Linked DNA regions of Mus musculus: all the other regions are linked to region 1. The links are chromatin loops, found by intact Hi-C in ENCODE. Cell type or tissue: heart. All regions are shown on one strand. Each heading gives the region's core, and the rest is flanking DNA. Links, peaks and the distances in the headings are about the cores only.

Region 1 (5,328 bases), core at 109-5,108:
TTTGCTCAAGGCTGAGTTCCCAAACCTCGTGTGCTTGGGAACAGGAGAAAAGTGGACACTTGTAACTGTGGCAGGGGACTCCTTATCTCCCTCTCCCCGGATCCCCTACTTCTGCTGACTAAGGCACATCTTCCTGCCTAATCTCCAAAGGAGAACTTTTAGAGACTTTGCTATTGTACCCTGTGCCCATGACAGGCAACAGGGAGGGAACTGCTATCAGAAAAACATTACAAGGACATCGGTGTCCATAGAAAATGTAGCTATTACTGATAATTCTTTCTTTTTATTTTTCTTTATAAAGAAAACAAAAAGAAGATTTGGGGGTGGGGTGGGGGGAACATTCCTCCAAGTTTCTGTTGACTCTGTTTTTCTGGTTAGTTATCTTCCCAGACTTGGCATTGAATCAGGTTAGGCTAAAGAAAGCCTTAGTGAGGACTCATTTCAGATTCATCTTTCCCAGACGGAAGAAACTAAGGCCCAAGGGCAGAGTGGTTTGTCTAAAGGCACTGGGTGCCTCAGGGAACAGCTGGGACTGTAGCCAGCCTTAGCCCAGTTCTGACCATTCCTAGACATTTCCTGTAGGCTGCCTTTTGGGAAAGTACCAAATCACCATAGTCTCTGGGCCTTGAGCAAATGGAAATCTGGCCCTATGGCTGCTCCTTTAAAGATCTGAACGGGAAACAGACCTCGACCACACATTTCTCCTTCAAGTCTGTTTCTTTTACATAGTTTTCAAGGCCTGCCACCCAAACTGTGTTACCTACATTGGTTCCTCGACAGCTTGAGGGGGATGCCAGGCTCTCTCTCTCTCTCTCTCTCTCTCTCTCTCTCTCTCTCTCTCTCTCTCTCTCGGTTTTTCGAGACAGGGCTTCTCTGTGTAGCTCTGGCTGTCCTGGAACTTAACTTTGTAGACCAGGCTGGCCTCGAACTCAGAAATCCGCCTGCCTCTGCCTCCCGAGTGCTGGGATTTGATACACGGATGTTCCAGGGTTCAGAGTGGGAAGCTCAGCTTCTCCCCCGAGAAGTAGCATGGTGGGGGCTTCTAGGTTGTCCCTTCTTCCCAGAGATGCCCATAACAGGTGTCCCTGTTCTCAGCAAAAAGCAGCTAGGGTGCCTCTCAGCACCTCTGGTCACAGACCCAGCTACTCAGCAGCAGGGCTCCACGGAGAACTTCCACCATAGGCTCCTTGTTCAGAAACCAGTGTGAGTTCCAAGTCTGGGACAAAGTAGTTTTTGTTTAAAAAATTGAATTAGTATATATTAATTATACATAATGAGTTTAAGAATGGCATAGTCATATATATATATTCCCCTCCTTCATTTCTCTTTCGTGTCCTCTTTGTCCTCTTCTTCCTCCCATTATCTCTTCTCTCTCTCTTCCTCTCATAAATTTCATTAGTGTTGCCCACAGGAGCATGCGGTGAGCAGTTATTTACAGAAACATAGACACCTTACCATTGGCTCTATCACCTAAGAAAATGGGGTAGTATACTTGAAAACAGGTGTGAGGGTCCTAGGTCCAGAGGCAGTGAAGCCCACCCTGCTTGACTGGGTCCCAAGTGCGTGGGAGCCATGCTTAGGCTTTACGAATTCAGGGACAGCAGAGGCCTTCGGGATTACTGATGTATCATTGTCTCATTCTTAACCCGCTTCTGTTTCCTCCATCTGTCTGCCAAGGGACCAGCAAGCAGCCCAGTGCAGCGTTTAGGGAGCCAAGTACTTCGTGTATACTCTTCCCTAGCACAATGCCTACGCCATCTTCTATGTTTCTGTTACTCTCCCATTAAAATGGGAGCAAAGAAAAGGAGTGAACGATGTGGAAGGATGTGGAAGATGAACATGCAATAAGGTGGGCGTCGGGCGGTGGAATCCTGTGCCAGTTCTGGGCTGGAAGCAGGCCAGTGTAGTGTGTGGATTCCTTGTCCTCTAAGACTCTTCTGTTGGGGCCTGATTGAGAGGTTTTTGGTAGCTCTCAGGGATTAGAGCCACCAATTTAGGGGCCCTACAGCAACCAATGCGGTCATTTGTGATGCCCATGCGCCCCCTGGTGCCCCCCGCTGGGTGCTGCGCCTCTTACCCCCACCTCTAGGCTTCCAGAAAGCTCCTGGTGCATTCTCCGGCATTCTCTGGGCGTGAGTCACGCAGGTTTGCAGCCAGCCCCAAAGGGGGTGTACTTGAGCAGAGCGCTATAAATAGGGCGCTTCCCCGGTGCTCACCACCCGCGTCACCAGGAGGAGCGCACTGGAGCCAAGCCGCAGACCGGTGAGACAGCTGCACCTTTCCTACCCCAGCGCCGCTGAAGCCACACCGGCAGGGATGGGAGGGCAAGGGTAGCAGCTAGGTGGAAAGCTGGCGCAGCCGTGGGGAAGTGGGAGGTGACTAGAGCCCCATCACCAGACAGCCGAGCATGGGGTTGGGTAGGGGGTGCACGCTGGCTCAGACACGGGAGTCTCCGTGTTCTTTAATCCGGATCACAATTTCACAGCTGTTCAATAGGCCACATACAAAGATCTTCCTTTTGCAAAAATGGGGAAACTGAGGCTTGAAGCCTGCCGTACGATGCGGGAGGCGCAGGGGTGCGAGTGGCTCAGCGCCGCGACTAGGTGCGGATCTCTGTAGTGGCTGTTGTCTTTTGGGCATGAGTCATTGCATTTGGACCTCCCTTTCAGTTCCTGGGACAGCGCATAATAAATAAGATGTTGTGTATTTAAAGACGTGCTGCAGACATCCAGACCCGTTTTGCTGAGCTGACTGCATTCATCCAGTTCTTTAGAGAAATGCTCCACCAGGCCGAGACGTCTGATCCCACCGGATCACTTTATAGATGGTAATCTGAGGCCTGGAGACCATTAGAGGCTCAGCCTCCAAACGTTATATGAATAAGAAACTGAAGCCCTTTGGCTTTTCCAGAATTTCTGGGCCCAGTTTTAAAAATGGTGCTGGTGCTGTTTTTAAAGGAAGAAGTTAGGAATTCAAGAGTCTATACAAGTTCTCTTAACAGGATCATACAATTTAGTGCCCGACCCTGTGAGAATAGTAAAACAAACTGCAAATGGTAGTCAATCAATGGAATATTAGGCAGCAGCAAATGTGTGACTTTTAAAAATATTTAAAAACAGGACCTATGAAGGGATGGTTTATAAAAATGCATTGGAAAAAAATGGAGAAAATACGCCACAATGGGAGAGGCTATGTTTTCCTACTAGATAAGGAGGTCCTTGGCCCTGGTGGGGCTGATGCACCCAGGGTAGTTGGCAGCCAGGCAGTAGGCCAGCCTCCAAAAGAAGACAGGAAGTAAGTCAGTGTAGAGGGAAGGCAGCGGGCTGAACTGAGCAGCGTTGTCCTTGGAACAACAACACCACAGCGCCGGGAAACTTGGGAGACTAGCAGATTCTGACCCGGAGTCCATATTACCAGCAGACCTAGAGGGAGTCTGTTCTTAGCTTTACTGAATAGAGGATCGCTTCTTTGAGGTCTGTATCAGGTCCATTTTACAGATAAAGAAACCAAGGCCGAGAGATTTAGGACTTTTTATTGTCAAGGAAAGAATATTAAAATGAGGTTTCAGAGGGCTGCATTCTTCCTGGGGGGTGGAGAGTGGGGGTGGGGGTTGGCTACTGGCTTGCAGTGTGTCTTGGGGAGCCTGGCAGGTGTCTGGGCGTTGGCATTCTCTAGAAGGGCCCAGGCTGAAGAGCAAGCAACCCTCCCTTTCTTATTTGGGAACTTGGTGGCTCTCCAGACCCCAGGTCTCCTTTGGCAAGCCCCAAGCTCCCTGCTCCCTGTAGCTCATCTTGATACTGCTTCGCCTCCCATTCAATGGTCTTCCTTGGCTGCCCTGCCCTGCTGCCTCTTCCTGCCTCGGATCAGAAGCCATTTCCAAGGCTGTTAAATGGCTTTTCCCAAAATGGTCATGCTTGAGGCTACTCCCACCTACAGATATTTCTGTGGCTTTGTCTCTGATGTGTCAAGGGGTCTGTCCCTGCCTGGAGCATTTCAGGCCTCAGTGAGCACCTGGGAGGTCTATGAGATCAGGGCCTTCCTAGTGGATCATGAACCAGGCTGGCTGAGCCACCTACCTATCCCTGGGAAAGTCTCTTCTCCCACACCACTCCTCCTCTGCTCTGCGCGCGTAATTAAGCCCTCAGCAGAGGCCTTGCCTATTAATGATCTGCCCAGTGTGTTGATGGGCCTGCCTAGCTGAGAGCAGGTTTTAAGAGTGAGCCATTCCAGGAAGAGAGATCGCTCCCTTTTCCCTGTTCCTGTGGGTATAGGAAGTTGGTGAGCCCAGATAAGCTATTCTGGGCAGCGTTGGAGATGCAAGGGGTGTGTGTGTGTGTGTGTGTGTGTGTGTGTGTGTGTGTGTGTGTGTGTGTGTTTATGCAACCAATCCAGCTTCTGGGAAAGGATCCATTGTGTAATACTGGGGCTTCAGCCTGTGTCCCCTGGCTCAGGGCAGCCGGCCCAGTGGTGGCAGTGGCCCCTTGGCAGAGTATGCTAGTTCAGGCTTAGAGGCAACAGGCATGTGAAAGGAATTTGCTGGAGCCAATGGGCTTGTCCTCCTGAAAGGGCTTTCTGGGGCGGGGGGTGGGGGTGGGGATGGGGGCTCACTGCTAATCTCAGGCTTTGTCCTTCCCCTTTCTAGTTCTGCCTTCTCTGCAGTCCTAAATTCCTTCCCTTCCCATTTTGCTTTTACCCCACCCCCTCCCCAATCCATACTCAGCCTGGTGGCACAAGCGTTGCCCAGAGATGGTGAGATGGATTGAATTTCCCGTGCTGATGGAAGGGTGTGCATATTACCACAGGCTCACTTGGATAGCCTTGGGAGGCTGAGGGCCCCCTAAGGGGAGCCCAGGGCTGTGCAGTGAGTGGGGATGCAGTACCATGGAAGGGGATAGGCGAGGGATGTTTGCATGTTTCGGGAGAGGTATCTTTAGTATTTGGCATGTTAAATATGCTCTGGAGACACAGGAAATTCATCTGCCCTGCCTCAGGCTCTTATGGGAAGAAAGGGACTCAGCTTGGAGCTCGGCCCCTCCAACTCCAGATAGCCTGGCTCCTCTGTGCAGCCGGGCCATGGTTCTTCCCAGGGCCTCGCTGTCTCCAGTGTCTATAGAAGGGGTCAGTTTAATCTTGGCTTTCTTCCCCAGTTCTTGAGAAGTAGATTGCAGTGATGCCAGATGAGGAGACAGATGAGGGCCGCGTGTTCCAATCCCACCCCACCTCCCCTCTCAGGGAGCTGTAGCAGGGTGCAGAAAACCCTGAAGCTGCCCAGGGGTTGCCATGACACATCTGCTGTTGTTTCCAGGACTCCAGATTCCAAGGAGGCCA
Region 2 (5,328 bases), core at 91-5,090, 190 kb before region 1:
CCTGTAAAAGCGCTTGCCTCCCAAACTTGACTGGAGTTCAACCCCCAGATCCCGTGGTGGAAGGAGAGAACCGACTCTCTCAAGTTGTTCTCTGACTTCCAAATGTACACTGTGACATGCACATGTCTACATACACACACACACTAACAATAACAACAACAACAATAATAATAATAAATCATTTTAAGACAAAAATAAAACTGTTAAATCCCTACATGAAACGTCTCAGTCGTGGGTAACTGCAGCTTGGCGCGATTACAGAGCAGAGATTTTATTATAATTAGTGGAGGTCTTTGGGACAATAGAAAGATTATGGAATGTTGAAAGGAAAATTCCTGTGACCAATTACATTTAGCAAAATTAGTGTGAGCAAGAAAAACCAAACAAAAGTAAGCAAAAGAAAACGCAAAAGCCAAAAAAAAAAAAAAAAAAAAATGGTTAAAGAATCAGGCTGCTTCCAAAACCGGAGCAGATTCTGAGAGCTCCAACCAACAACATAATCTGACGTTTATAGAAAATGGAACTGTGAGAGACAATTTAATTGGTTACAGCTTAATTAGATAATTGGCTACAGAGCCTCCTGCAATGAACTAAATAAAGGCCAGCTACTGTGATTAAATTCCATATTGGCTTGACTGTTGGGCTTAGTCCAAATCAGTGTCTCCTATAAAGTTTTATTTGACAGGAATATGGGATCGAAGGACCGAGATTCCGATCTTGGTTCCACAAACTCGTGGATGAAGAAGGGCTTCCAGCCATTGTTACAAATGAATGTATCCTAGGCACCTTTAGTTATGAGGTCATTTGAAAGTGGCTTACAAACTCTGAAGCAGCACTTGAATAATAGTTTGGATAACAGGGAAGATTCTGGGCTATGGGAGAGGTAATCTTTTTTATAAGTGTGGGGAATTGGTGTTCAATAAAGAATAACACAGGGGCTGGAGGGATGGCTCAGTGGTTAAGAGCACTCCTGTTCTTGTAGAGGACCCAGGTTCAGTTCCCAGCACCCACATGTTGGCTCACAGCCATCTGCAATTACTGGTCCAAAGAGTCTGGCACCCTCTTCTGGTCTTGAGTCCCAGGCACACCCATAAGGCAGTCCAAACACCCACACACATAAAATAAAATGAATATGTAAAGAAATATAAACTATAGTGCGACAGATACCGTCACGAATATTCTAGGTGAAGAACGGGTTGTATTTCAGTAGATGTCATTATTACAGTGGGAACATCCAGCATAATTTTGTCTAAACTTGGAACATAAATAAAAGGAGGGGCTGGGTGTGTCATCCTGTTGCGACAGTGCCCTCCAGCAAGCAAAGCACTGTAGGTGGAGGGTGAATACCACCAGTCCCTAGGAGGAGGAGTCTGGAGCATCAGAATGTTAGCATTCCCTCTAGGCTCCGCCCCACAGTTACCTGGCAACACCCAGGTATGCCTGACTCACTATAAAAGGAGCTGTTTTCCCCCTCTTCTCTATCTTACTTTCTCATTCTATTCTCTTACTCACTTACCCTCTCTATCCCGTCTCTCCCCATCCCCCTCCCCACACTCTCTCCACATGTTCCTCCTCTCTCTCTCTCTCTTCTCCCTCTCTCTCTCTCTTCCCTCACTCTTTCCCTTCCTCCCCCCCCTCTTTCGCTCTCCCCCCACCTTATGCCCTAAATAAACTCTATCCCATGCTCCTCAGGGGGAAGGGATGTCTCAGCATGGGCCCACAGAGGCACCCCCTTCCACCTCACCATACCTTGCTTCTACCAAACATATCCTGGTTCTTTCTTTTTTATAAAACACAACGTTCAGGTCAATTTCAAGTTTATTTTCAGCCAGCCCAGACTTGGTGAGACCCTGTCTTTAAACACACAAACAAAAAGAGAACACTGGATTTTTTTTTTTTTTAAATTATTCCATGTGGGTTGCGCAGAGGCCCTTGGGTTCAACTCTGTTCTAAATTGGCAGGCACTTAAATGTCTGCAGTGTGGGTGGTTTTAAATAAACATGTTGGTGGAGCACTAACTGCTCTTCCAGAGATCCTGAGTTCAATTCCCAGCAACCACAGGTGGCTCACAACCATCTTTAACAGGATCCAATGCCCTCTTCTGATATGTCTGAAGATGGTGATAGTGTGCTCACATACATAAAATAAATAAACCTTTGGGAACTGGAGAGGTGGCTCAGCAGTCAAGAGCACTGACTGCTCTCCCAGAGGGCCTGAGTACAATTCTCAGCATCCACATGGTGGCTCACAATCATCTGTAATAGGATCTGATGCCCTCTTCTGGTGTTTCTGAAGAGAGTGACAGTGTACATTTAAAAAATAAATATATCTTATTAAAGAAAACACGTTGGGGCTCAGTTCTCTGCAGTTTCACAGGGCATCAGGTCAGAAAACTGAAAAGAATTATCTGAAAAGCTGGGAGCAAATCAAACTTCAAGTTTACCCCTGCTTCAACATGTCTGCTGTCAGCTCTCTGGTGACATCTACAGGCAGACAAGAGAAACTACTCCAAGAAGTCTAGAGTCAACCTCAAATTTTGAAGTCAGGTCTTTTTTTTTTTTTTTTTTTTTTTTTTTTTTTTTTTTTGGTTTTTCGAGACAGGGTTTCTCTGTGTAGCCCTGTGTCCTGGAACTCACTCTATATACCAGGCTGGGCCTCAAACTCAGCAATCCACCTGCCTCTGCTTCCCAAGTGCTGGGATTAAAGGCGTGTGCCACCACTGCCAGACTTGAAGCCAGGTCTTAAGTATATGAAGATCACCATACTGTCTCATCAGTAAGACTGGGTCAAACCTGGTTGTGGTGAATCTCTGAGGAATTCCTGGCTGCTGCTGCTGTTTGCCCATGGCCATCTGAGGAGGAGCCAGGCTCAGCAAGCCCTGCAGCTCATGGCTGTCAGAGGTAGAAAGGATACTAGATAGAGTCAGGAAGGATACTAGAGGTCTATCACTCGGCCTCCTTGTTTTATAGGTGGGAAAGCTGCAAACAGAGGAGCAGAGACTGAGCAAGTGCATTCAGTGTTTCATTTCCTAAGCTTTATGGCTTTGACTGTAATAGAGAACCATGAGTGCCCAGGAAGGCGTTCAAAGAACGTCAGAGTATGAATCCCCCACATATAATACTTTGATATAAGGTCTGTTTCAAGCTGAAAACAATTAAGGAGAAATGTACAGGAGACATCTTTCTACCTTTCCCCTAGAGTGGGGTAGAACTCTGTAAAGTCGTCCCTCCTTCCTTCTCTACCAAATAGGGACTAAATTATCACATGAGATGACCTAAGACCCTTCACAGCCTGGACACCACACTGGGGTATTCTATGCAATGAAGAAGTCTTTATGAAGCAGGTAACTGGCTTCCCACATGTTTGCATTTCCACCTTGCACTGTCCCCAATGCTGTCTGTTGTCTGTTGACAATCTCTTTAAGTCTGAATTAGTTCTACTCTATGTCTTTGAGAGTCTGTTTACCTCTGGATTTCTTCTCACAAGTGTAGGAGACATACATGTTAGTACACATCTGTTTGTTTACCTTTTGTAAATCTGTCTTTTGTTATAAGAGACCTAGACAACAGGAAAGAAGGATAAAAAGAACTCCCCCTCCCATCCCATCCCCTTCCCCCTCCCTTCTCCTCCTTCTCCTCCTTCTTCTCCTTCTCCTCCTCCTGTACTTTCTGGCTCATATGTTTAATGGTTGGCCCAGATCTATACTGCTAGACAAGAGAGTGCATGTGAGGTCCAAGCTCCACAGCCAGGAACAAAAGAGGGTTATAAATAGCCAGAGGTTAAAGAGAATCCAAGGAATCAGCAGCAAATAGGGGAAACTGTAGTTACAGGCACACTGGCCACAAGGCAGGCAGACACTGGCAGACACCTGGGTACATACACGGGTAGATGGGCACACAGGTCACAAGATAGGCATACATACCTATACAGGCTAGCTGACAAACACAAAAGGTGGAGGCATTCACCTCCGACATCAAGGCTGCATTTATAGAGAATCACACCAAAGTGGTGTCTGCCATGAACAGGTTTATAAAAGGTCACAGGTTTATAAAAGGGTACACCACTGCTTGCTTTGGGGGATCCTCAGACATTCAGTGTCAGCCATTGCTTTGTATCCCAGATGTCTAGCATTGGCTACATCCAGCCACATCAGAAAGCCATATTAGTGCCATGTTATCTAAACACAAACTAGCCCATATGACCCCCTCTTCCCTTCTGTAAACACCACATCATTGACTCTTTGACAGAATAGTTTGTGAGTCAGAAGCCATCACAGGTTAATTTGATAGCTGGAAGTGTTGGCTATAAAAATGGCGGTTTGTACAATGCCTAATTGTTTTCTTATTTTTGGATGTGCTGTTGACTAAGGAAGCAATCCATTTAAGTTGCTGTGGAAGGTGTTTCTGGCTTCCAAACAGACTTCATAATTTCCAGATGGTAGTGGCCCAGCGTAGACTGCTGGGAAGAGGAGTGGAGGGTGTGGGGCGACAGTGAGTTCTTCTTACTGTTGCACCTGGCTGCAGTAACAGAGAAAAGTAGGTCCCAGACTGTTCCTGCCTGTCACTGACCAAGCGATGATGGGGCTCCTTCAAGCCTGACCCTTTTCACTCCCCAGGATATCTACTTCGGTTCTGTGGACAGCCTGCACTCCGCAGTGGTATAGTTACTCCAAAAGTCATGTGTAGTGGTACAAGCCTTTAATCCCAGCACTCAGGAGACAGGGGCAGGCAGATCATTGCGAGTTGGAGGCCAGCTAAGGACCTGCCTGGGCTACATAGTCTCCAAGCAGGAAACAAACAGTTTCTCCCAGTAACCATGCTGTGGGGAAAAAGAAGAACATTATTGGTTTTTAACTCAAAGACTAAACTATAATAGGTGTAATTGATGCAAGGTTTTGAATGAATTACCTTGAAAAAAGATTAGCTGATGCCATACTTTATAGCTCAGGGACTTGGAATGGATTATCTCCAGACCACAATTAATTGGCAGAATATGGAAAATAAGCACAGACTCCTGGAACTCACAAACATTACCATTTAAAGAAGTGGCTAAGGTATGGGAGCGGGGAATGCAGAAGTGATGCTTGTGTGTGTAATCTGGCATGGGGCAGTGGAAAATTCTCTGCACTGGGGAAGCAGAAGATAAGAACTTTCTCCTGGAGTCGGCCTCTGGCCGGATGTGTCCTTGGGCAAGCGTCTTAGCTTCTGCGGAAGTCACATTTCTGTGTTTGTAAGAGGGAGGGCTGGAACTAGATGATATCTCTGTTCTCTTCCAGATCCAGTATTTTATTACCTCAAAGCCTCTTCACCTGCTGGCAAGTGAAGCTCA
Region 3 (5,328 bases), core at 198-5,197, 97 kb before region 1:
ATGCATACAATTTATTTCTGTCACACCTGCCCTCCACTTCTCCAGTTCCTCCCAGATCCCTTCCCATGTCCACTTTGCAACTTCATGTCCTTTAAAAAAATTCACTAGTGTTGCTCATATATGCATGGGTGTGGGTGGGCTTATCTGTGGGAACATGGTCTTTAGGACCACACTCCTAAAGAAAAGTGACTTGTCCTCTCCTAGCAACCACCAGCTGTCAGTAACTCTTCAGCTAGGGGTGGAGGCTCTCTAGCCTACAGCTTGATGCTGAAATATAGGTACATTGAATTGCAGGTACCTCCATCTTACACAGGTTACTTTTTCCTTTCTGATTTCACAGCTGTATGAACTGTTAGAACTGTGGTTCCCCTTCTCCCCCCACCACACACACAAAAGTTATGGCTGCATTGCACCTAGACCACACAACACAAGACCTATCTTTGTCTTACCATTGGCATGCTCTGACTGGTCCTGACTCAGAGTTTTCTACATTTGTGACCAGTCATGGAATGGCAGCCCTGGGAAATAGTTGTTCATTCTGGAAAGCCATGTAGCTTTCTCTGGTTCTTAGACCTGGTGAGCAGGTGTTAATATTTAAGGCTGGAAAAGAATTCTCCGAAGCCATTACTATGTTTCTTCTTACATCTGCCCTATTCTACTGCCCCTGGAGTTGGGGGCTAGGGGAGTTAAAAGCACTTTGCCACACAAGCCAGATGATGTGAGTTTATATTCAGAGCTCATGTAAAGCAACAGGAACAAAAAGTCAGATACAGTAACAGGCACCTGTAATCCCAGTGCCCCCAAGTAAAATGAGAGAGAGAAGAGGGCCAGCCAGCAGTACCATCCAATAGCAGAAACAGCAAGAGAGATCCTGTCTCGAAGCAAGGTAGAAGACAAGACTCAACTCCCAACAGTTGTCTCCTGACCTCCACATGCAATGAACCCTCGCTTGCAAGCATGCGCACACCCACACATGGTGCAGTGCTCCGTGGGCAATGACCCATAGAGAAAGTCATTTGCCTCTCTGCTGGAGGGCAGAGGGAGCATGCGTAGGTAGGAACAGGACTCGCTCTGGGCAATTCCAGACAGTGTCCTCTTCTTGCCTTTGATTCTTTCCCTAAGCTTAGCTCACTCCCTTAACCAGATGGGGCCCTGTCATCTCACCCCATCAGAGGAAACCAGTCATGTGGGAGAGGAGACAGGGAAAAGAGGCAAGTAGTATTTGCACACTTGCCCTTTAGGATATAGCCCTTTTATTCTGCGTGACATGTCTCTCCTCTGGGTCACCATCTGTCCACTGGAAAGTGAGAAATAAGACCAAAGCAGAGGCTATAAATTCCAGTGCCAGCCTAAATAGGGCAGGTGACATATCTAAGGATGTCAGGCAAGATGACTCCATATCGTGGCCATCCTGAAGATGCGGCATGTCCGCTCCGGCAATGAGGCAATGTGCTGCCACAGGGAAGCCAAGCTTACAGAGTAAGCCAGTGAGCTGCACTGAAGGCGCTAGATGACACGGGACAGGACAAAGGCAGTGGCATTTCCTCCCAATCCTTTTCAACAGGGTTTCTCTACTCCACACTTAAAAAAAAAAAAAAAAAAAAAAGATTGATGCATAAGTACACTGTAGCTGTCTTCAGACACACCAGAAGAGGGCATCAGATCCCATTATGGTTGTGAGCCACCATGCAGTTGCTGGGAATTGAACTCAGGACCTTTGGAAGAGCAGTCAGTGCTCTTAACCACTGAGCCACCTTCACCTGGCCACTGTGAACATTTTCAACCTGTGTCCTATCTGTGGAATTCCTCAGGCTGGGTCATTCTTCATGGGAGAGTATACCAAAGATGGTCCTGCAGGCACAGTGAGGCCTCATTAGGAGATGACATGCCTGTCTCTCCCTAGGACTTGGACCTTGCCTCCCTGGGCCAGCCATAGGTCTTGAAGGACTCTGGGTATTGAGGAACTGCAACTATCCCTGGAGGTCTATGGATTTACTTCTGTGTGTCCATTTTGAGTTGTGCCTTAAAAGGCTATGGAGGTGACTGGCTTTGCTGTCACTTGGCAGGACCCACATTGCCATGTCTTGTAACAGGACTACAGTTGTACAAACTACTTCTATATTTTAAGACGTCATGAACATTCACTAATATGGTATTAAAAATCTAGAGTTCTAGATAAAATGTCCACATTTTTATAGGTTGGCTCCAAGCTCTTCCATAGCTCATGAGCTGGGAGCTGTGAATTTCCCACAAAGCCACCACTCACTTTTGAACAGGATCTTGTCAATTTGAATGTTGAGCTTTCTCCAAGCCCTTATCTGAAAGTTTGTCATTGTCTAGAACATTGTAAAGGCCTCAGATGGATGAATCTCTTGGGGACAGACGCTCTTGATTTGCACCATCTGAATCAGGTATCATCAGCGTCCTGCACAAATAAGAGATGGAGGGGATGCCCAGCAGAGGGCAGGAGAGAGCAAGCTGGTCTCAGCTTCTGTTTCTGGTAAGCCTTATGCCTCTGGATCACACTCCTGCAGATAGTCCAGAGATTGAACACAGCATCCTGCAATGATCTGGACAACCTATGCTCTTGGGCAGCAGTGGAGTCTCAGACCATGTTATCATTGGAATAATAGAAATACAACACCACTCACTGATTAAACAAACAAACAAACAAACAAACAAACAAACAATTTTGCTTCCAAGAAGACTTGGTACATTGTATTTAGAAACAAGGCTCTCGTTCTGGAGTCAGCTTCTGTCTTTCTTTGTGCACACAATGTACAAAGATTGCAGTCTCATCTCATGGATGGGAGGTGAAGGGACTTCAGGGATTATTTGAGCTGCCTTACTCTTTTGTGGTACCCTTTGCCTAAAGAGGAAGTCTGAGCCTTGTCTGGGACAGGAGCTCAGGACTTCATACCGGTATTCTCTTATTAGGAAGTTATGTTATTTATCCAGGGCCTGCCGCACAGTGGATTCAGCTAGTGGCCACCCTGGCATCTGGCACTGCAGAGACCAGGCCAGATTCCTCTGCCAAATAACAGCTTGGAGGGTTTGAAAACAGCTGTCAGCTGCCACCTGTGGCTGCTCCTAAACCCTTCATTTGTTATGATCCAATACGAAAGCAGGGGAAAGCAGGCTCCTCACATCATGTGGGGTTGTGGGCCCCCCAACTACTCCTGTTTGCCTGAGTCCTCTGAGAGAACACCCCCTCAAGCTCTGCAGGGTCGCCAGCCAGGACCTGAGATGCATGGAGGGGCATGAGAGCCAAGAGAGGATTGACTCTTGTGGCTCACGTTGTCAATCAAATGCTCTGCCTGACTGGGTTACTCTGGGATTTGAGATTTCCTGCCCTTTAAGGCTTTAAAAGTATCCCTTTTAAAAAAAAATTAGCAACAAATATACAAAAGAGTATGTGAACAAATACAGTCATTTAAAGAGTTACCACAATGATGGACATCTCTGACCAAGATCGGAACAGCACCTCCCTGCTCCTGCCCCTAAGCCTACTTTGGACACTTTCCCTCCATTCCTACAGCTCTTTACTTTTTTTGTAACTTTTCCCTTGCTTTTCTCCATCTTCCACTCCCCCATGGACATTCCTCAAAATGACTCACAGTTAGTTTCTTCTTACTTTGACCTTCAGACAAAACCGATTGTCATTTTTCTCCATAACTTCTCTGAACATTGTTCATCTGTTGGTTGTTTGTGAGAAGGTCTTCTCAGAAGCTCTGGACCCTAGAGTGGTCTTGAACACTCGGTCCTCTTGCATTAACCTCTGCGGTTGCTGACATTATTGGCCTGTGTCAACCACTGCTGGCTCTCAATATTGTCTTTGATGGATTTTCCTTGTTGGAATCCATCAATGAGCTGATTTGAATTCTAATTAGTCATTCTAAGATCACTGTGTGGAGTGTGGGCATACACGTGTGCTATTATGTGTGCAGACCCATGTATGTATGTTCAATGTGTGGAGGACAGAGGTCAACTTTAGGTGTTGCTCCTCAGCTGTCAGCCATCTTGGTTTTTTGTTTTTGGAAGGGGTGGTCACACTGTCTCAATGGCTTGGAGCTTGCCGACTCATGTGGACTGGCATTGAGATTTTAATGTAAGCCACTGTACCTGGGTTCTGCTATTCTGGCACTGGGGTTACAGCATGAACCACTGTACCTGGGTTCTGCTAGCCAGCCCTGGGGTTACAGCATGAAACACTGTACCTGGACTCTGCTAGCCTAGTCTTGGGGTTACAGCATGAACCTCTGTGCCTGGGCTCTGCTACTTTGGCACTGGGGTTACAGCATGAACCACTGTACCTGGGCTTTGCTAACCTGACCCTGGGTTACAGCATGAGCCGCTATACATGGGCTTTGCTAGTCTGACCCTGAGGTTACAGCATGAACCACTGTACCTGGCCTCTGCTAGCCTGACCTTGAGGTTACAGCATGAACTAATGTGCCTGGGCTCTGCTAGTCCAGCCTTAGGGTTACAGCATGAACCTTGGATCCTGGAGATCGCACTCCAGTCATCATGCTTTTACAACAAGCACTTTATCAGCCGACCTACCTCCCCAGCCCCATAATCACACTCATAACCGTCATCTATATGTCTGTAAACTCCCTGTCTATATTGTTTACATTCTGTAAACATTCTGTCTATATTATCTATGTGTCTGTAAATGTTCTGCCTACGTTATTTATGTGTCTGTAAGTGTCCTGTCTATATCATCTACATGTCTGCAAGTGTTCTGCCTGTATTATCTACATGTCTGTAAATGCCTTTTGCATATTACCTATGTGTCTGTAAATGCCCTGACTATACTGTCATTAGGAAACTGGGAAAGCATCAAACGCAGCTGGTCTCGGACCAGCTTTACCGAACATCTCCTCCTACAGAGATCAAGCCAATATTCAGCATTATTTAGCACACGCCACCAGTTACAAATCCTCCTGATTTTGTCTGAATCTAGGCGATAATTTCCTCCTTGCCCACATGGCTATTAAAACACATCTTGTTTCAAGTGAAGGTAAGTACTTTTGGCATCTTCCTGGTATACCAGTCCTGCAGCCTTGAAGGAAAGGAAGCAAGGTTTAGGGACTGTGCACATAAAGTGGGTCCTTGGATTGCATGATTTCACCTGTTACCGATGGCCAACTCACCCTCTCTAGAGTCCTGGGAATTCACCGGTGACCTTTGGAAAATCAGAATCACAAATTCAGATCCTTTGCCTTGCTTTTCATACTTGACAGAGGCACTTGAAAGGTCAGGTTCTCAATACCTAGGTATCCTTCACATGGGCCAGGAAGCTAGAGCCCACCAATGTAGCCTCAT
Region 4 (5,328 bases), core at 159-5,158, 300 kb before region 1:
CAGCCTCCACCACCCCCTCTTGCACCCACCACACCTTCTCTGCCAGCTTGGTCTGAAGTCATGAGGCAAGGAAGCCTTTCCTCCCTGGTTGTTGTCAGGTATTATGGTGCCAGGAGCCACAGAGGTGAAGAATACAGAGGACACCCCTGGTCTTAGCGGCTGTCTTCATTTGTGATATAAAACAGAACGCCTGTGAACAGAAATCTAGAGCAGGCAGGGATTCATTTCTTCTCCATTTGAGACCTGAAAGTCCAAGATAAAAATGCCAGCTTCCATCGTGTTCTGACAGTGTGATCACTTGGCAGGAGGCACGAGAGAGTCTGGCCATGAAGGTCGAGTCTTGCCATGGTAACAGACAGACAAGAAGAAGCTATTTCTGTAAATCCTTCTTACTGTGTGGTTGGCTCCTGCCATTCCCAATAGGCCCCGCCTCCCTGCACTGCTGCCCTGGAGATTCAGTTTCTGGGATGTGAGCTTCAACCACAGAACTGACACATTCTATTTCTTGCTGATGCATATGTGTGTGTAATGACGGTCTGCAAGTGTCACATTCTGAGCACACACCTCGCTAGATGGGAGATTCCATTCCCAGGGATGTTGGTGACTTGTTGAGTGACAAAAGCATTATTTTTGTAAGGAGTAATAAAGGGGGTGGTTACAGGCCTAGACTCAAGGCAACGCCTAGGGCTGAACTGCAGCTCTGCTGTTCACAGGCTGGAGGGATCCAAGATGGATCACTTGATCTCTGTGTAAATGGTTTCAGGAGCTACACCTACTTCACATGACTGTTAAGATGTGCACAACGTCCCTCCCTGAATTAACAGTATCCAAATCTGCAGAGCGAAGCTGACTATAGATCAAAACTATTTTTTTAAGTAATCGGGGTTTGTACTGAATAATAAAATGTATCCTTACCCTAGTTCTCAAAATTCTACAGTATGATAGCTGTTCACAATAACATTTACATTGTGTTGGGTAGACTACATAACCTGGAGATGGTTTAGAGTAGACTGGACGCTGTGCAGGGCCATAAAGATGCAAACACCTTGATGTTTTATGCTGAGCATCTAAATGCCTGAGGTTTTGGCGTCCATGAAAGGGTCCTGAAACCAACCTCAGGAGGATATCAAGAAACAAGTATATAGGTATTCGAAAAATATTTGAAGTAGTGCATGCATTATCTGCATGTATAGTAAATAATATCATAAAGTGCCCCTTTCTTCTCTTCCTCCTTCTCTTCCTCTTACTCCTCCTTATACAAGACTGCTTTTTTCTTCCTGTAAAGCAGTGTCCTGCAGAAGCTGCCTCTGGGCACAGTTAGGAGGGTGGTCCCTGAAGATGACTAAAGCTCTTCTAAGTAGTCAGCTGAGGGTTGGCAGCTGTACTGTGGGGTGGGCAGAGTTGAGTTTGGCAGACTCTCCTGTTAGAAATCTGACCTTGAAACCCTGTTCTTGTGTTTAGCCAACAAACAGGAACTTATTTATGAATGCTAGCTTCTGCACACTTCGGTCCAGACCCATCATCTGATCTATCTAGTTGTGGCTCACACTGGGTTCTTGGGGGAGGGAGGGAGGGAGGGTATGTCTCTCTGATAGTCTTTCTCTTCCCACTGTTCTCATCTGAATTCATTGCTTCTTTAACACCTGCTTGAATCTCTTTTTAATCCTTCCAATTTGTGTTTAATTTTATTGTGTGTATCTGTATGTGTGTACATGTGTACAAGTGTATGGGGGGAGGGGACTGAAGTCAAATTCTGATGTCGTTCTATATTGAGGGTTTTTAATACAGAGTTCCCTTGCTGGTCTGGAACTCACCAAACAAGCTAGCTTTCCAGCCAGTGAGCCCAGCAATCGTCCTGTCCACAGCTCCCCAGCACTGGAGTCACAGTGTGTGCCACCACGCCATCTTTTTTTATGTGGGGGCTGGGGATCGAGCTCGGGTCCTGCTTGAGAGGTCAGGGTCCTGTGGATTCCACTATCGCCCACCCTAGTGTATCTCCTTTTTAAAAAAAAAAAAAACAAGGTAATTGTTTGTGTTGAGGTTTCCAGTCCTTTGAGGTCCAGTCAGACTTCCAACCAGAGGGCTTCTCCCAGGCCCGTTCTCTCGTGCCTCATGCAGTCTTTGTGCTCCACAGACACTGGCATTGTTACTGAATTGTGTTGATCTTGACTTCGGAAGTTCTTTCAGAGCCCACCACCCCCACCCCAGACTTTATTCTAAATAGCACCAGTGTGTGAATTGTCCAAGTCCTTTGGGAGTGGATGTAACTTCAGGAAATGCCAAATTTGCTGAATGAATTGAGAAACGCCAGTTCCGTGCTACAATAAATTTTACAAGACTTGCTTCCTTGGGTGTGTCACAAACCAGGTCTAGCCGCCATTTTCTCAGAAGCTGTCCAAAAAGTATTTTGAGCAAGGCCTTTAACACAATCACTGAGTCCCAAAGCCAAGGGCTGGAATGCTGTGCAGAGAGTTGTAAGTCTGAGGATGGCCACAAGGGGGCAGGCGTAGTCCAAACTCCCTCTAGAAGTTGCTTTTAGAACTTTTTTTTTTTTTTAAATAAAGACTGGAGGTTGGAGCACCTCCCACCCAGTCAGTACCTAGCAGAGCTGTGGGTGACTCCACAGAATATCTCCGGATCGCTTTCTGAGGCTGACCGACGCTGCACCAAGACAAGGAGTCCCACGTGCAGACCTGTTATTCAGCCACTTTGTTGAACGGATCCTCCCATAGAAGTGACTCTGTGGCCCTGGCCTAAATCACTAGGTGACCCTGAAGACTCTTTCTATATGACTCCATCTGGATTTGGCTGGCTGTGGGTACAAGCTTCAAGGGACTTTCTGGGTCTTCGTGGGGCAGCAGTCAGCTCTCTGGCTACCATGGCAATCGCTGGGAACTGAAGGGACAGGGCCCAGCCTCAGCACGGGGCATACAGGTGAGTTTTGACATTTTGACCTAGAAGCTTGGGGTAATGGTGTCCCAAGGGCAGATGGAGGAAGCGGTGTGCTGGTGAAGCTGAGAGTTGGGAAGTCCTGCTGACAGAGGACCTGGAGTTGCAGGCCTCCAGGTGGGAGGGTACGAGGGATCTGAGCCTGTAGACACACAGGGGCCCCAGGACTCAGTTACTAGAGCTGTAGTGTGTGAGCCCGCATCCAGATGCCAGAGGGATGCTATGGCTTCAGTGGCATCTCTGGCTGTCTTATGTCACAGCTCCAGAGCCTATTCAGGGAGTAAATGCATGTGCACAGTATGCAGTGCGCATGGGCGCATGTGTGGGTGCATGCATGGGTGCATGTGCATGCATTGTGCGTGGGCATGTGTATGTGTGTAAACACACCAGGGTGGGACAAATGAAGCAGGAGGTTATTAGTGAAGCATCTGGGCCTCTCTAACTGTGAGTTGGGACCCGGTGAACTGATGAATCCAGTTAGAAAAATAACAGGTTTAAGACCTATCTAGTAACTTTTTCTTGGGGGCCAAATTTGCAGTGACTTTATTTGGTTTAAATGAGTTTTAGAACCCAGGCAGTCCAAAGAGAAGCTGTAAGCCCTGCCAAGTGAGAGACCAGAGTCCACGGAAAAAGATTCAGAGTCGCAAGTGAGGCCCCTGATCTAGCTCCCTGCCTCAGCAGGAGTTTAGCCCTTTTGGTGCTCCCAGAGAAACTTCCAGAACCAGGGTTCAAACCTCAGTCTTAAGCCACTTTTGAGGTTGCTTTTTTGTGAAGGGAACCCCCACACAACTTCATTTCTGGGACTTTTTGAGCAATGGGGAGTCCTCAGGACTCTGAGATCCCCATCTGCTGAGGAAGAAAGAATTTTACAGTCTTTGACTGTCCCCTGTCTTGCATGGCTTTGAAAGGTCCTCGCTCCTGTATCAGCTCACATGATGCTCACTGTGTCCTCTTCGCTTCCCCCTTCCCAGGGAGGTGTTCCGCAGAGTGGACTTCACATCACAGGTCAGCAAAGTAGAACACCTTCCCAAACTGAGAGATAATAAAAGGAGCCCTTGTGCCGTGAGCTCCCTCCCTCCGGCACCTGTGCAGAGGGTTCGAGGGTGTCCCAGGGCAGCTGTCAGATGACTCTGGAAGCAATGCTCATCCCCTATTCTCACCCTTTGTGGGGAATGACTCATAACAACCCCTGGGTGGCTTCCTTCTGATTAGCAAAGCTGAAGTCCAGGCTCCTTGAGCACCAGGGGACCTGGGGTTCCACCCATGTGACCCAGGTTTCCCTTCAAGCCTTCTCCTCTGCTCATGCCCTTACAGATGTGCACTAGCTGCCCCTCTGGTGTGCCTAGTGCAGCTCCTGTTACAGCGGCCCTGAAGGTGGCCACTGAAAGTAACAGACATACATATATACCTTTGATACAGCAGCCCATGATGGAGTCAGTGCTGTGTGTGGAGACCCCTGAACCATCCATCTAATTACTGCCTCGTTGACTCTTTATTTCCAGTATTATCATTCTTGCCTCTTTGGTCTTGGTTAGGTTATCTTTAAACCAGAAATGCCAAAATGATTGATCTGCCTTCCTGCCTTGCTCATAGTGCTCCCAGGAAGTGCTCCCAGGAAGTGCTCCCAGGAGGTTTTGGGGTGTTGGGGGGCAATCAGTCTGAGGCCCAAGGGGCGTCTCCAATGCACCAGCAGCTTCCGTGATCACCACTACTCTAGAAGATCAGCTGTGACGTGCCTGAGAGCACAAACTGAGTCTATAGATGGTAGAAGAGGATCTCAGAGTTCAGAACCTGCTCTGGACTCTGAGAGGAGAAAACAGAACCCCACATAAAACTAGGGCAGGCAGAACGTGCTTACATTTTGTTTCCACGTAGTAAAGAATTGACCATTTCCAAAGTCATCCCTCTCACATCTGGACCTGCTCCGTCCCGGCCCCTTCCTCTAGGCCATTGCTCAGTCCATCCAGGCAGTGGGGAGAATGGCTAGGAGGAGTTGCTGGTGGACACATTCTAGGTCCCAGGGGTCTGGAGTTGATCAGGAGGGAAGGAAGGTGGCATGAAAGAGGTTCTGGGGACCTCTGGCTACAGCCCCAGTTGCCTTTGGCAGAGCAACAGTTATCACAGGCTGCAGAGACAGTGGCCTCCAGCTTTGTAGCTTCTTAAGACTGAGGCCAGAGGGGAAGGACCACACACATCCTGAGACCAGGGAGGATCCCCTATATGTGAGTAGAGCTGGAGCCATCCTGTGCCCCACCTAGAGGTCCTTGCTGGGCGGAGGGCTTGGATGGAGACCAGTTAGGAGATTAGCAGATTGGACACCATGGGGGAAGGCACAGAATGGCTAAGCAGAAGCTGTTAGAAGGTGTTAGCATGTGAGAA
Region 5 (5,328 bases), core at 217-5,216, 370 kb before region 1:
CACATACCATGAACATTAAACCTTCAGTGTGATAACGCTAAGTTCTGATTTCCCTAAAAGACAGCAAACAAGAAGCAAGTATCAGTTTGATCTTTCAGGCTTTGCAGCCTAGAGGATTCCTGGGTCTCTGATTTTTCTTGATGACAATCTTGAAAACACTAGGTGAGACACCATGTACAAAATTTTGCAACATCTGGAGATGGGACTTGGAATAACTTTTTCTTGAAACCCTTCCATGACCTCCTTTGTGTATGGACCAAAGATTAAGAATCCTTGATATTAATAAAGAATGGAAGGTGTGATGTTTCAAGTTTCTTATTACCCAGTAGAGTTGAGGTAGCTCTGACTTGGTTGTCACCACTACACTGAAACTGTCCTGGTCAAGACTTTGAGATTTTTCAGTGTACCAAATTATCTTAATACCACCCTCTTGTCAACAAAACTAACTTCCCTGAAAATATTTTTTTAGATAAGGGCCCCCCACTCTAGAATTTTCAATCATTATTATTATTTCAGTCTCTTATAGATATCTCTGTCTCACTTCAAGCTAATAATGGTCTTATTGATCCTGTCTCTTTCTAGCGATTCTGGAGTTCCATGGTCTTTAAATATCATCTTTCTACTCTCAGATTTATAGTTCAACCTCCGCTTCTTCCCTATTTGACATCTCGGTAGATTTTGATGTCGAATGTGTATCTCGGAATCAACACATAAGACAGAAATCCTCTGTGGCCCTGTGCTGGTTGGTCTTATGTCAACTTGACACATAGACGAGAGCTATCTGGAGGGAGGGTAACTCAATTGAGAAAAGACAGTCATAAAATCTGAGTGTAAGGCATTTTCTTAAGTAGAGATTGAAGTCGGAGGGCCCAGTCCATTGTGGGAGGTGCCTTCTGGGGATGGGGATGGTCCTGGGTTCTATAAGAAAGCAGGCTGAACAAGCCAGGGGCTTCTACATCAGCTCCTGCCTCCAGGTTCCTTCTCTGAGTTTCTGCTCTGGCTTCCTTCAGTAATGAACTATGATGTGGAAGCCAAATAAGCCCTTTCCTCTCCAAGTTTCTATTGGTCATGGTGTTTTGTCTCAGTGACAGAAAAAAAAAAAATACTGCCAAAGCAGACTACAATGTCATCAAAGTTTGGGAACCACTAAGTAAGGCAAGAGATTAAGGTGTCTCAAATCAGGATGGAAAGCCATGGAAGTGCTAAGACTTGTTCAGATTCTGAAATTTTTTTTTTTATGATTTCCACAAATCTTCCACTCAGTGTGGGAAAAACAAAAGAGACCTTGACACTCAGTATGAGATCTCAGCTTTTGGATTAAGGAAGGGGAATAATGTAGTTGTTGTTATCTGATATGAAGTGTGTGTGTGTGGGGGGGGCTGGCTTTGGATCTGATGAGTGGCAAACTGTGAGAGGTGTGCTTGAGGTCCCAGTTGAGAGCTTTAGGTGTATGGTGGAGTTTAAAGTTGTGAAACAGGGTAAAAGAAGTAAAGAATCTCCCATGATTATCAGATCAGAGACAAGACTAATAACTAGCAAGAAAACTGGCCAGACATCTGGGGTGTGGGGAGAAAACCAGCAGAGAGTGGGAGACCTAGAAGCCAAGAGAAATATGTTAAGAAGCAGAGAGTTATCAACTGTGTCACATACTGTAGATGAGTCAAGGAAGATGAAGATTGTATTGATCAGGAGCCTTGGGAGACCTTGATGAGAACAGTTTGGGGGAAGAAGAAGAGACCCAGCTCCATTGGAGTAGGTTTATGTAATCACCAATCTTGGTTATCAACTTGACACAGTTGGAAGAAATTCAACTGAAGAATTGTTTCTATCATATTGGCCTGTGGGGCATTTTCTTGATTGCTAACTGATGGAGGGGGACCTAGCTCGACTGCATGGTACCATCTCTAAGCAGATGGGCCTGGCTGTATAAGAAAGATAACTGACTATGAACCTGGGAGCAAGCCAGTCGACAGCATCCCTTCGCTGTTTCTACTTTACTTCCTGCTTGAACTCCTGCCCTGACTTTTCTCAATTCTGGACTGTGGTCTAAAAGTGTAAGCCAAAGAAACCCTTTCCTCCTGAAGTTGCTTTTTGGATAGGATTTTTATTGCAGCCACAGAACACAAACTAGGATAGTTCATAAAAGGTACATAGGAGAAGGTTGGGTGAGTTCAGATAATTTTGAGGAGATTTGTCATAAGGAAGGACAGATAAATGGGGCGGTAGCTGGTAAAGGGTCCGAGGACGAGGGTGTGATTCAAAATGGCAGTGGCTTTGCATATGGATCCAGTGGAGAGGGGAGGGGAGGTGTGGTGGATTAAGAAGAGGAAGTGTTCTGTTTGATTATGTGAAGAGGCTCATGGGATCTGATGCAGAAGAGAAGACGAGTTATCTTTTGACGGACACTTGGACGGTTCGTCTATAAACATGCTGGAGTGCGGAACAGTGACTGGGTAGGGCACGGTGGTGCTATATGCAAATTCTCTCATTGGCTTTGATACTGTCTTAGTCAGGGTTTCTATTCCTGCACAAACATCATGACCAAGAAACAAGTTGGGGAGGAAAGGGTTTATTCGGCTTACACTTCCATACTGCTGTTCATCACCAAGGAAGCCAGGACTGGAACTCAAGCAGGTCAGGAAGCAGGAGCTGATGCAGAGGCCATGGAGGGATGTTCTTTACTGGCTTGCTTGCCTCACCTGGCTTGCTCAGCCTGCTCTCTTATAGAACCAAGATTACCAGCCCAGAGATGGTCCCACCCACAAGGGGCCTTTCCCCTTTGGTCACTAATTGAGAAAATGCCTTACAGTTGGATCTCATGGAGGCATTTCCTCAACTGAAGCTCCTTTCTCTGTGATAACTCCAGCTGTGTCAAGTTGACACAAAACTAGCCAGTACAGATACTTTCATTGAGTTCCGTGGGAATCCATCCTGGCAGAGTGACCAGACTTCTAATCAACCTGATATTAGTGTCCATGTACAGTTTCAGGTGCTAAGGCTGCCATAAAGAACCCAGGTATCAGCTGGGCAGTGGTGGCCCATGCCTTTAATCCCAGAACTCGGGAGGCAGAGGCAGGCGGATTTCTGAGTTCGAGGCCAGCCTGGTCTACAAAGTGAGTTCCAGGACAGCCAGGGCTACACAGAGAAACCCTGTCTCGAAAAACAAAACAAAACAAACAGAAGCCAGGCATCTTTAACAGTTCCCAGCCTACTTTAAAGTGATTTAATAGCACTTCTGAATATAGTTAGCCGTTGTGGCTTGAAAATCGCCAGGAGAGGGCAGGCTAAGCATGTATTGTATGACTGTATGTGGTGATCTTGTGATATTCATGTTGATTGTCTCTGTTTTGAAATTTATATTGGCAAAAGTATAAAAAGAAAGTGCAAAACATGTAAGGGGGAAGGTCTCTGAAATTCATATTTCTATTTCAGTATCTTGCTTATGTAGGGAAGACCCGTTTTGTTAAAAATTCAAAGCAATTTTTGAGATACTGTAAATATTTATCTTTAATTCTGCCCACATTTTAATTTTGTTATTTTCTGACTACACACACACACCTAGAGTCCCTGAGCATTGTGTAGTAATGATCAAATTGATGGCCAGAAATAACAGTCTGCAGCTGGAGGTTGAAATAATTCACTTTCCCCTGTACTCGGTTTGATCAACAGAGTAGCCAATCTTTGTAAGGAAGGAGGTTTTATTTTCTGCTCTCTGCTACTGGGTGGCACTCTAAAAACATTTGTTTTTTGGGTTTTTTTTAATGTAAGGATTTTTGTAAGTTCAACACCAGGCTTGGCTACGTACTGAGACCCTGTCTTAAAAGAAAACAGATACATTAAAAAAAATAAATAAATAACAATAAAAAAACAGGCTGGAGAGATGACTCAGCAATTAGGAACTCCAGCTGTTCTTCCAGAGGTTCTGCTTTCAATTCTCAGCAACCACATGGTGGCTCACAACCATCTGTAATGAGTTCTGATGCCCTCTTCTGGCATGCAAGTATACATGCAGATAGAGTACACGTATACATAAAATAAATAAATCGTTTAATAGTTATTTTTTTTTAAGATATAAAGTTTAATTTTCCAAAAGAGTTATTTGAACCTGACTTTCTACTTTTTTTTTTTTTAATCCAAATCCAAATCCAAATGGAATGTATTTGGGGGTAACATTGAGTTTGTGTCTTCCACCTCCCTCATGCACATTTGGGTATCTGGGAACCAGCCCTTGGTTTCTCCTGCCCGGCATCCATCTGGATAGCAGCTATCCTCAGAGGAAGTGCATCCGTCATGGCAGGATGCTGAAAACTGTTTAGGAAGGAAAAACGGTCCAGTCCTGCCTGATTGTGGGAAGACAGCGGTGTGTGTGTGTGTGTGTGTGTGTGTGTGTGTGTGTGTGTGCACAGTCCTCAGTTCACGTGTGATTGAAGTTTAAATGAAAATAAAACGTAGAATAGCTGCATATTGGGGGAGGAGGCTGGGGCAAATAACCTTCTGTGGTTAGTTTCACTTCCGCTGTGTTTGTAAGTGTGGCTTTGTGAATGTGACCACTAAGGGCCCTATCCAGCTAGTCTTTGATGTCTGCACCAGCGGTGTGTAGATGTGGCTCTGCTCACTTCTGGAACTGAAGCAAACACTGTTTGGGATTTTGGGGGGGACCTTTTGCTTTTCGTGCTCTGTTCAACAACATTTGGTAAGTTGTTTCTCTTATGTATTTTGTACTATGGCTTGTGGAATTTCTTTTTTTTAAATAATAGAGGCTTAAAATGAATAGTTTTAGATATACAGCAAACTTGAGAAAATAGTTTCTGTAGCCTTTGGTTATACTGGAGTGGTAGGTTAGTTATGAGTGAGTCCATATGACTGCATCGGTGCTAAGTAGTGTCTGTGTCTCAGTGAAATGGTGGTTCCGAGTGTATATCCAGGGTCCCGGATCTACTATAGGATCCTATCCAGGATACCATATTACACTTGGCTGTTCTGCCTCTATAGGTTCTTCCTGGCTGTCACCTGCGACCTTTCTTGTTTTTGATGGTATTGACAATCTGGAAGGCTTTTGGCCTGGAACTTTGTAGGATTCTCCGCTATTGGCATTTTTTTTTCTGGTATTTTTTTCCTTCTTAGATTAGAATTAGGGGTTAGGGGAGGAAGACCACAGAGCTGAAGTCATTCTTGTCACACCTCAGGGAGAATAAACAACAGCTCCTGGAGCTGGTGCTGCTGGCCTGCCCTGGATCTCCTGGCTGCCGGGTGGTACTGGGAAATTCCTCCCTCCCCTCTGGCTTCCATACTGTAGTCCCCTGGAGGAAGCCGGCACACAGAAAGGGC
Region 6 (5,328 bases), core at 179-5,178, 120 kb before region 1:
ACCATATATTTTATATTTTTCCTTCTATGCTTGCTATGCTTGTTCAGAACACTCTTCATGAGACTGAACCAGAGATCAAGTCTCTGCTGGGCTTTTTTTTTTTGAGGGTTCCATTGTCAATGCAATTAATATAAATATCTTTACCTTAGACTCAGGTAGACTCTTCAGACAAGGGCAAAAAGCAGCCACATTCTTCATCAAAATACCACAAAAACACTCTCTAGGCCACATACTGAAATTCTTCTCCACTGAACCCTCTTGGGCCAGGTCTGCACAGTTCAAATCCATCTCAGCAACAAAGTGTTTCATATTCTTACTAGGAGAGTCCATTAAGCCTCATTTAAAGCATTCCACTGCTTTCCCCAAGTCCACATTCCTCCAGACAAAAGCATGGTCAGGCCTACCACAGCAATACCCTAGTCCCTGGTAACAACTTCTGTCTTAGGGCTTTACTGCTGTGAACAGACACCATGACCAAAGCAAGTCTTATAAAGGACAACATTTAATTGGGTTAGCTTACAGGTTCAGAGGTTCAGTCCATTATCATCAAGGTGTGAGTAGGGCAGCACCTAGGAAGGCATGGTGCAGGCAACGTTGAGAGTTTTACATCTTCATCTGAAGGCAGCTAGTGGAATACTGGCTTCCACTAGCAGTATTCCTGGCAGCTTGGACTAGAGTATTAAAGCCCACACTCAGTGACATACCTACTTCAGCAAGGCTGTACCTCTCAACAGCACCACTCTCTGGGCCAAGCATACAAACCATCACACAGTGCCCACCCCATAGGAGCACTCTTAGCTGGTGGGTAGAATCCCTGGAACTTCTTAAGCTCCCAGATACCACTCCCCACCTTGCTTCTCTGGGAACATTCCCCGGGGTCCGTCTGAGAGCTAGCTGGTCACACTGTTGTCTGTGTGTAATCTTTTGATATTCCTTATCTGCTTTTCCCATTTCTTTCTAAAACTATCACAATCTAGTTTGGTACAGCTTGACATTGACAACAGTTAGAATTTGATAGTTTATATGCATTAAAAGAGACACACATACCATCTTCAGTAAGAGATTCTTAACAGTAATGATATAAACAAGTCCAAAATGGGTGCTATAAAGCAGAACTGGTAAGATCAAGACTGCCATTATGAAGTGAGAAACAACAAATCACAGCAAGATAGAGTAGCCCACACTTTGAAGCAGTCTTTCATTGTAATGGGTGTATGGCGTTGACTTAGGTGTGACCTAATGGTAAGTCATCCATGTTATACTAATACTTAAGTTTTAGTTTCTCCTTGTAGCCCATGATAACACTGGTCCTGGAGAAAAGGAGGCTGTTTCATGTTCTACACTGAATAGTAAGCCACTGCTACAAGAGCCATAGTTACTTAGAATGGATATGAAAGCAGATGCCAAGGCTGCCAAATGTGGTTTTCTTTCTACTACATCACAGTGGAAGAGCATGAGACCACAGCCACTGGGAAGCACTTAGAGCCAGGCTGCTTCCTGAGTGATGCAGGTTTTGCACACTATAACTGGGCGGGTGTGTGGGGGGGGGGGGGCGGGGGGGAGCTTTACATATTTCTTAAAGGCCGGCGCTGTTCTGGTTCACATGGGTGGACTAGTGGTGCTTCTGACATTTCCGCCTGTCTCTGTTTTCCTTCTGTGGTTGTCTCCTCTTTATGGAGGGAGGCCTCATTCCAGCCTCTGTTAGGAAGATGTAGGTGGCGGTTTTGCTGCATTCTGGCATCCAGACACAAAAAGTAGCATGTACTGACTTTGTTGTGAACCTAAAACTGCTCTGAAATATAAAACCTGTTTTAAAATGTGGACAAAATGCAGTTGTTACCACATTACATACTAGCACATGCTGTAGGAGGGGCGGTTTGAGGCACTGAGTTGAGAAGCCTTCACATTTGTGGTAGAATTTATGCCTAGAGACACACCCCTAGATGCAGAGTCCATTTGTGAGTCTAGACGTCTAGAGCCCTCTGGTGTTTTGTGCCATTGTGTCTGTATATATGGAACACTTGCCCATCAGGAGACTTAGAGTTGAATGGAGTTGTCAGCCCCTCCAAATTAGCCTTATATGAAAGGAAGCTGCATTTTAAAGTCCCCTTTTGGAAATATTCTTGGCTTCACCCATTTATTTCCAGTAGCCAGGCAGTTTCCAAGTAAGCTCCACACTGGATACAACATAAATGGAATTTTTAAGTAGTGTATTTGCCGAACTCTTGGCAGGTCTGTTCTCTTCATAGCCAGCAGGTGGCCTCAGCCATTCATAGCACACTTACCATTAGTTTCACCATTAGTATTTTCTTTTACTTTTTTTGGTGATTTGTTCAGTTTCCCACTTTCCATAGTAAATTTCTAATGTCTAGCAGAAAGCTTCCGGTGTCAGCTAGTGCCAACAGTGTCCTCTCCAAAGGGTTGTGTATAGCTTAGCCCTAAGGCTGTCCTTTCTTAGGTACGTTTAAAGCCATCACATCGGAATCACATGCTTTCCTCGCAGTTGTTAATTGACTTTACCTTTAATGGCTTACCTGCCACGTATAACTTAAAATATCAGATCATACAGTACACACACACAGTCGTTCCCCACCCTCAGAAGCTTGTTCCTCTTCATCCCTCCCAAGGCTTGAGATCCACTCCCTACCTCCCAGAGTAATTCCTTCTCACTCTTTCACATCTGTCTGCTGCTGCTTCATCTCATTCGTGATCTTTCCTTTCCTTTTAGACTTTGTTTGAAATATCCTTAAGTATATCCTCTGTATATCTTTATCTTTTTAAGTATCAATATCTTAAGTATATTGTCTGACTGTAAAAGCTGTATTCTTTCTTTTTTTGTCAAGCTTCCAAGTCCCCACCACTGTTTTCTTCATCAAGGAAGAGAGAGAGAGAGAAAGAGAGAGAAAGAGAGAGAGAGAGAGAGAGAGAGAGAGAGAGAGAGAATGAGAGAGAGAGAGAATATGTTTGTGTGTGTAGAGGGGTGATAGTATTTTTTTCCCCTTACCAACATAAAAATCCTGGTGTATTTCCACTTAGCAACTTTCTTAGTTTCTTTTTTCCTCCTCTTGTATTTTATTGTAGATGAAGATCTGATAAAGTATGGCTGGCCTGAAGATATTTGGTAAGTAGCAAATATCTGTTTCATTTAGATTTCAGACTTGGAGATCTATCTACCTGCTGCCTATAATTTAAACACATTGCCTCCATGCTGTTTTCGTTCATGGGGTTTCTGAGTGAATAGCCGCTGTGCCCTTCAGTGTTCACTCTGACCAAAGAGAAGGGTGCGGGCGGGCTCCTAACTCAGCTTCTTACTACGGTCTTGTCCATGTTCATTCTCCAGTGCTTATTCTCTGTCCTGGAACCCAGTCTTACCACTTCAGTGGCTATCATGCTTCCTGGCTAAGTTCTCAGTGTATTTGGGGATGATGGCAATAATGTACATGTTTCAAGTACTTAACTGCCAAGTGTCAATACATTTAATCTCACAACAGCCTCTGCAGTGTTGCTACCATGTCCACCTTTCAGATGAGGAACAGAATAGGTCTGCTCTGGTTATTATTGGCCCAGCCCAGGCTCTCACAGGCCCAGCTCAGCTTCTAAATGTTGAGGTTGATTTTCCCTCACCTTAGGGCACCATTCTTCCCTGTTCAGTTCCCTGCTCCCCGCTCCCCCCTCCCTGCCCCAGGCCCATTGCTGTAACTGTCTACAGACCTTTTCTCCAGCTGTGAGCTCCCCAGCCCACTGATTTCCTTACAGTACTGTGAGGTTGGACGGCCACTTTTCAGAAGAGCTGGTTCCGTTTTCAGTAAGGTGGATGGCCTTGAGTAGGCTACTATCTCGGACTTTTATCTACTTGGTTATAAAGGGCTCTAGTTCATGGCTCCAATGGGCATGTTCTCCTGTCATTCTGATGTCCGAGTTGAAAACCAGTAGGCTTCCAAATGCTGACACCATTGCATACACTAGCAAGATTTTGTTGAAAGGACCCAGATATAGCTGTCTCTTATGAGACTATGCCGGGGCCTAGCAAACACAGAAGTGGATGCTCACAGTCAGCTATTGGATGGATCACAGGGCCCCCAATGGAGGAGCTAGAGAAAGTACCCAAGGAGCTAAAGGGATCTGCAACCCTATAGGTAGAACAACATTATGAACTAACCAGTACCCCGGAGCTCTTGACTCTAGCTGCATATGTATCAAAAGATGGCCTAGTTGGCCATCACTGGAAAGAGAGGCCCATTGGACATGGATACTTTATATGCCCCAGTACAGGGGAATGCCAGGGCCAAAAAGTGGGAGTGGGTGGGTAGGGGAGTGGGTGGGAGGGTATGGGGGACTTTTGGGATAGCATTGGAAATGTAAATGAGGAAAATGCCTAATAAAAAGTATTAAAAAAAAAAAAAAAGAAAACCAGTAGGTGGCAGAAACATGAGGAATTTGAAAGGCACAGTTCCTACCGGCACAGTTCCTAGCTTCTGCACTCAAGTGTACCATCAAGTTAGACTCTGCTTAGGTAGGGCCCCTTCACTCATGTAGGCAGATTGTACTGCTGGGAATTTCTGGCCTTCCTTCAGAAGGCCCTACAACCTCCATAGGACAGTGATTTACCTGTTCTGTGAACAAGAGGTCGTCAGTGTTGGAACATAACAAAAGTTTATGCTTGACTCACTCACTGCCTTCGTAGAAACACACATGCTGAAGGCTTCCTCACCATGAGCGCTTCCTTGTCTCGCCTTTGAATCCCTGTCATCCCCAGCTAAAGCCTCTTTGATGCCAGTGTCTGTACTTCTTGGTGAGGTCGTTACCTCCTCTCTTTATGTCCCCTTTTACTCTTTTCAAGGTAGAGTTTAACTCTATTCCAGGCTTTCCTGGAACTCACTTTCTTGCCTCTGTTTTCCAAGTGCTAGAGCTACAGCTACTATGTTTATCTGTGTTGTATATTAGCCTACAGATTTGACACCTAGCTGCCTAGTAGGAAAGGTTATATATTCAGATACACCTTGAAAGTCAGTTTACCATACCTTTTAAATATTTTTTTAAGTTAAAGAGGTATAATTTCTAGTTTATTTAGACAGATTTCTAATTTAAAACCCACACTAGTAAATTACAGCTTGAGTTTTTTCAATTTTTTTTTTTTTTTTAAGGTTGAGACTCACCAGGATGATAGCGACCTAGAGTTCCCTTGTGGCACCTTTAGTAGGCTAGGGATGAATGGCCAAAGCTCAGCACAGTTGACTTTTATGTTCAGAAGCTATTTGAGAACTCAGGGAAGCTGGAGTAACCCCAGACCTCAGGGCCCATTCCACTTCATGTGCTGTCAATCCTGAC

Evidence for each region. A loop is a pair of places that touch in the nucleus more often than their neighbours do. Peaks named below come from ENCODE experiments on the same cell type or tissue, not always from the same donor. Only the 100,000 strongest peaks of a DNase experiment are listed, where the experiment ranks them.
Region 2: it touches region 1 in a loop (2.9-fold over the local background); 2 of 42 quality-filtered maps call a loop at or near these places.
Region 3: a loop joins it to region 1, with 8 times the contacts of the local background. A loop is called at or near these places in 33 of 42 quality-filtered maps.
Region 4: a loop joins it to region 1, with 6 times the contacts of the local background. A loop is called at or near these places in 18 of 42 quality-filtered maps.
Region 5: it touches region 1 in a loop (5-fold over the local background); 11 of 42 quality-filtered maps call a loop at or near these places.
Region 6: it touches region 1 in a loop (7-fold over the local background); 12 of 42 quality-filtered maps call a loop at or near these places.

Annotation. Positions count from the first base shown.
Region 1 is chr14:65,966,427-65,971,754 of GRCm38, forward strand. Clu (clusterin) reads left to right here and starts at 2,057. Exons shown (of 9, transcript NM_013492.3): 1 at 2,057-2,262; 2 at 5,306-5,328. In heart, for the core only: a CTCF peak has its summit at 2,071 (motif pointing left); DNase peaks (open chromatin) are centred at 2,175, 3,275 and 4,465; H3K4me3 peaks cover 1,588 bases; H3K27ac peaks cover 3,318 bases.
Region 2 is chr14:65,776,607-65,781,934 of GRCm38, forward strand. No RefSeq gene overlaps it. Among named protein-coding and RNA genes, the nearest start is that of Pbk, 27 kb to the right of the region's middle. In heart, for the core only: a CTCF peak has its summit at 2,477 (motif pointing left); no DNase peak of the experiment used is centred there; H3K27ac peaks cover 1,587 bases.
Region 3 is chr14:65,869,119-65,874,446 of GRCm38, forward strand. No RefSeq gene overlaps it. Among named protein-coding and RNA genes, the nearest start is that of Gm41181, 31 kb to the right of the region's middle. In heart, for the core only: a CTCF peak has its summit at 2,452 (motif pointing right); no DNase peak of the experiment used is centred there.
Region 4 is chr14:65,663,813-65,669,140 of GRCm38, forward strand. Scara5 (scavenger receptor class A, member 5) reads left to right here and starts at 2,591. Exons shown (of 9, transcript NM_028903.2): 1 at 2,591-2,934. In heart, for the core only: a CTCF peak has its summit at 2,486 (motif pointing right); a DNase peak (open chromatin) is centred at 2,979; H3K27ac peaks cover 281 bases.
Region 5 is chr14:65,593,946-65,599,273 of GRCm38, forward strand. It overlaps a transcript of Nuggc not described here. Among named protein-coding and RNA genes, the nearest start is that of Elp3, 3.5 kb to the left of the region's middle. In heart, for the core only: CTCF peaks have their summits at 3,277 (motif pointing right) and 3,989 (motif pointing left); no DNase peak of the experiment used is centred there; H3K27ac peaks cover 22 bases.
Region 6 is chr14:65,843,215-65,848,542 of GRCm38, forward strand. Ccdc25 (coiled-coil domain containing 25) reads left to right here. Exons shown (of 9, transcript NM_145944.5): 3 at 3,082-3,121. Among named protein-coding and RNA genes, the nearest start is that of Ccdc25, 8.6 kb to the left of the region's middle. In heart, for the core only: a CTCF peak has its summit at 2,252 (motif pointing right); no DNase peak of the experiment used is centred there.